2 separate regions of the Homo sapiens genome follow, and region 2 is linked to region 1. A link is an interaction called in ENCODE POLR2A ChIA-PET data of the cell type or tissue named here. Cell type or tissue: PC-3. All regions are shown on one strand. Region 1 overlaps PHLPP1 (PH domain and leucine rich repeat protein phosphatase 1). Region 2 overlaps PHLPP1 (PH domain and leucine rich repeat protein phosphatase 1).

Evidence for each region. ChIA-PET counts read pairs that join two places held together with the same protein. Peaks named below come from ENCODE experiments on the same cell type or tissue, not always from the same donor. Only the 100,000 strongest peaks of a DNase experiment are listed, where the experiment ranks them.
Region 2: POLR2A ChIA-PET joins it to region 1 with 5 read pairs; 6 of 35 experiments call an interaction of 5 or more read pairs at or near these places.

What each region holds. Positions count from the first base shown.
Region 1 is chr18:62,880,669-62,883,168 of GRCh38, forward strand. The region is part of intron 4 of PHLPP1 (PH domain and leucine rich repeat protein phosphatase 1); the gene reads left to right. Among named protein-coding and RNA genes, the nearest start is that of PHLPP1, 170 kb to the left of the region's middle. In PC-3, no CTCF peak of the experiment used is centred here; a DNase peak (open chromatin) is centred at 1,243; H3K27ac peaks cover 1,499 bases.
Region 2 is chr18:62,813,723-62,816,222 of GRCh38, forward strand. The region is part of intron 1 of PHLPP1 (PH domain and leucine rich repeat protein phosphatase 1); the gene reads left to right. Among named protein-coding and RNA genes, the nearest start is that of PHLPP1, 99 kb to the left of the region's middle. In PC-3, no CTCF peak of the experiment used is centred here; no DNase peak of the experiment used is centred here.

The sequences.
Region 1 (2,500 bases):
AACCATCTCAAAACAGATATGTTTAAGTGTAATGTGATAACATATTTCTTGGTTTTTGATTCTTATATTGCTAATTTATTAAAGAATCAAAATGACAAATTTATGCAGCTTATGACTCATTGTTTTCCTGAATTTAGTTAGTTCAGGCTTACTATAGATCTAGCGGCTGCTGTTTTCACGTAATTACCATCTTATGATCTAGAGTGGTTCTCTATGTAATTTACTTACTGGACTCATGGAGCCTTCCACTGCGTACCTCCCTCTCCACCATAGGCAGGAGCTGTGCCTTATTTGTTATTGTATCCATAGGATTAACCCAGCCTAAGGTTTGGCACATAGTAACCAGTAAGTACCTCTTGTTTGAATTACTTTAATTATTATTTTTTTGTTTGTTTGTTTGAATTATTTTAAAAGAGGAATTAAGATGAGTTTTCTCTTTAGGGCTGGTTGTAGTAGTCCCATGTACTGTGGACACTGATGCGTGGGAATTGCTTGAGCCAAGAAGGTCAAGGCTGCAGTGAGCTATGATCACACCACTGCACTCTAGCCTGGGTGACAGTGATACCTCATCACTTTAAAAAATAAATAATAAAGGGTTTTTTTTAATTAAAGAATTTTTCTCTTTAGGGAATACTTTAATTTGCCTTTACAGCAAAATGTCCATGGAAATTATTGTCAACACTGAGAATTCTTTATTTCTTTGATTATTACTTTTGAAAAATTATGAGTTTTAGCTTTGGTAAATTTATTCTGATTTTCAACATCTGTAGCAGTTCTTAAAAAAATTATAAAATTCTTTCATGACTGTAAATTTTAATTTTTACCTAAGTAAAATATGCATGTGCTTATTTTTGTTTTCTAGTTATATGAAAAGGTGATATGTTTATTTTACTTGTACCAGGAGGCATTTATGGTGACTAGGATTCAGATAGGATGATTTGTTTATTTTGGCTCAAGTGTTGACAAGCTGGTTGCATGCCACATTAGCATCCGTGCACTGCTAAGCCTCCCAGATGATGGCAGGTGCTCACTGGGAACAAGGCTGGTGGACTCCTTGGCCCTTGGAACAGAAGGGCATACGTAAGTTCATGTGGATTCATTTTAGAAGTCATATAGGGACGACAGGAAAAGCACTGTACCAAGAAACTGAGAAGATGTGAGAGTTCAGTTACAGGCCAATGGAGTTTGGGGGTGTGGACAACAGTGTGAAAGCCAAAAGGAGTTGAGTCATGCCTTCTGAAGGGTGGGTGTTCCCAGCAATTCTGAAGCAGGCACAATGAGCCAAATGTTTCTCATGCCATTGCCACCACAGATGAGTCCGAAAGGAACATGGGGCAAAAGGTGTTCCTTCCTTTCCTCATCCAGGAAAGACAGCCTCTCTCATGCATTTTAGAAATTATTTGGCTTCCTTATGTAACTATTATGGCACATGCAGGTTGCCCTATATCATAGTTGGATTGGGACAAGAATATTAACACATGACTGTAGGACAAACTTACCAAGCCAAAGAAGCACCACACGAAAGGAATTGGAATTTGAGGAGTTCATGGAAAAGGAAGTTGCTTACTGGGGGTCTGTGTCTCTCATTCATTCACTTAACTATTTTTTTTTTTTTTTTGAGATGGTGTCTTGCTCTGTCACCCAGGCTGGAGTGCAGTGGCGTGATCTCAGCTCACTGCAAGCTCTGCCTCCCAGGTTCACGCCATTCTCCTGCCTCAGCCTCCCGAGTAGCTGGGACTACAGGCGCCCGCCACCGCGCCTGGATAATTTTTTTTTGTATTTTTAGTAGAGACGGGGTTTCACCATGGTCTCAATCTCCTGACCTCGTGATCTGCCTGCCTCGGCCTCCCAAAGTGCTGGGATTACAGGCATGAGCCACCGCGCCCGGCCATTCACTTAACTATAGTTTCTAAAGAGCAAGTATATTCAATACACATTTTTAAAAGTACTTTGATACACTTCCCAAGATTATTTCTTCTAAAGATAAAAAAGAAAAGTTACTCTGTCAAACTTTAATGGTCTCAAAACCACAAGGTGTGCTCTTAAGAACAACAACATGTGCTTGGTTTTATAAATTCTTTTAGAAAAAAGTAAAGAGAAACATGAAGTAAGTGTAACTCATTTTACCCAAGCTTTTCTATTTTATTGGAAAAGCATTAAGCTTTCTCTTTTTGTTCTCCCTTCCCCTAGTATATAAAATTTATTTAAATTGAATGGATAAGGTTGATTTTATCTATTTATGTATTTATTTATTTTTGAGAGAGCAAGACCACATCTTAAAAAAAAAAAAAAAAGAAAAAAAGAAAGGATGACTTATTTAATAAATGTTGGTAACATAGCTAGGTACCAGAAAGAAAATAGTTGGCCCTCCATCTAACATTTCTTGTAAAACATGTCAGGTGGAATTAGGATCCAAATGTAAAAAATAAAATATATATACATGTTAGAAGGAAACATTAAGAGAACATCTGTACCACTTTGGGTGGAGTGAGAGGACCTT
Region 2 (2,500 bases), 67 kb before region 1:
TCAATCTCTGTTTTAGCAAGACTTCTAGGTGGTTTTGGCACATGCTCAGGTTTGAAGCCTTTCGTTCTAACTTGTCTTCATTCAGCCTTTCCCTTTCAGCATTTTAATGTATTATTTCCTGCACCACTACACAAACATACAATCAGTGATCATGTTTATGATTTTGATGTTGTATTATTTTAAAAGTTCATGGCTCATTTTACTATAGTTTATGTGAGAATTTTCTTTGGTGGATTTTTTTTTTCCTTTTTAATTACTTTAGCCCTATGTTTGCAGAATCTTTAGAGATATAAAGGGGTACTATTTTTCAGGTACCAGTTAATCAGTATTATAAAGAAAACTGTAATCTGTAGGCATATTCAGGAATTTAGAGATTATCAAAAGGTTCAGGGCATGACATTTGTCCAGGATAAGTGTCTATGGTAATTTGGGAGATATAAATAAACCTAATCAAATTGAATAGCTGTCAGTAAGAAGCAAGATTTACTGGGCAGTTGACTTCATATATTTTGATCTGATGCATAAATTAACCCTCCCAAATCTATTTAGCAGCTGGTTGTCATTTCCATTAGCTAAAAAGCAGTTAGTCTTAAATCTGTTTCAAAGCTCCTGCCAGCACTCCTTGCTGAGCTTCTTTTAGCTTCTTAGCTCTGAGACAGAATTCCCAGATGCAGTTTAGTGCTCCCCTAGACCTCTTACGGAGTCATTTCAATCCTTCTCCTAGCTCTTGAAATGACCCTAGGCAAGTAATTTAATTCATTCTTTCTGTCACTGGTCATAGTGAAGAAGGATTTAAGGATTTATATGCAATAAGAAACATGCTTTAGAGTTTTATCAGTCTAAGCTCTGAAGATAAAGAGGGTGAGGTGAGAGTTGAGTGTTTTCACTCATTCGACCATTTTCAGCTCCAGGGACATGGTAAATTCTTCCAGTAGCTTTATATAGTGATCATACTTTTCTTAGATTTTGGTGCATTATTTATCATGAGTACTTTCACTCTCTTACATTTTGGAAATTCTTGTGATTGCTTAATGTGTTGTTCTTATTCTTGTTTTTGACCATTTCTAGTTGTAGTAGATTTATACAAAGTCCTATAAATTTTGTAGGCTCTTTTAGGGAAGTGTAGGTTATTAAAGTTTTACTGTGTTCAGTAAATAGAATTATGTGAAACCAACACAGTAAAGTTGTGAGGTTTTGCCCCAAAACTTAGTAGTTTAAAACACCAAACATTTATTTCTGAGTTAGGAATTCAGGAATGGCTTAGCTTAGTGGTTTAAACACCAGACATTTATCTCTGAGTCAGGAATGCAGGAGTTTCAGGAGTGGCTTAGCTGTGTAGTTCTGGATCAGGGTCCATCTTGAAGTTTGCAGTCTGGCCCTAGGGGCTGGAGTTCTCTGGATTTGACCGTGGCTGGAGGATGTTTCTTTTTTTTTTTTCCTCTTTTTTTTTTTTTTGACAGAGTCTTGCTCTGTTGCCCAGGCTGGAGTGCAGTGGCGCGATCTCTGCTCACTGCAAGCTCTGCCTCCCAGGTTCACGCCATTCTCCTGCCTCAGCCTCCGGAGTAGCTGGGACTACAGGCGCCCGCCACCACGCCCGGCTAATTTTTTGTATTTTTAGTAGAGCCGGGGTTTCACCGTGTTAGCCAGGATGGTCTCAATCTCCTGACCTAGTGATCGCCTGCCTCAGCCTCCCAAAAGTGCTGGGATTACAGGCTTGAGCCACCGCGCCCGGCCTTGAGGATGTTTCTAATATGGCCTGCTCACATGGCTGTTGTTAGGAGGCCTTAGTTCCTTGCTGGCTGTTGGCAGGAAGTTTCAGTTCCTCACCTTGTTGGCCTTTTCAAAGGATTGTATGAGTATCCTCACGACAGGGCAGCTGGCTTCCCCAGAGGGAGTGATCCTAGAGAGAGAGGAAGGAGGAAGCTATATGCTTTTATGACCTAGTTTCAGAATTCACAAGCTGCTGCTGTCACTTCTTCTACATTTTGTTTGTTAGAAGCCAGTCACTAAGTGCAGTACAGACACAAAGAAAGTGGAATTAGGTGCTCTCTTTTGAAGGAAAGAATTTAAAATAATTTGTGGGCATATATTTAAACTTGTTCTGTTCTTAAACTTTAAATTTGTGCTACCCTTTTCCTGATATTTGAATGAATACATATTGTATTTATTTACAGTGTCAGAATTATGACATACCTGTAGTCTAAAACAGACATTTTTCTGTTAATACTCTATGGTAACCATCTTTTCAGGTTGGCAGTTACATATCAATAGTATTGTTTCAAGTGATTTCTTATAATTGCATTATAGATGCATTCTACTTTAACCAGTTTCCTTTTGTTGAATGTTGAGGAGGGTTTTTAATGTTTCTTCACTATAAATAATATTACATTGGGTATTCTTTACATACATTTTTGTGAATTTAAGTTTTTTTCTTAGATTAAATGTCTGGAAGTTGAAAAGAGTACAAAAATTAAGGCTCTTGAAACCTATTTTCAAATTG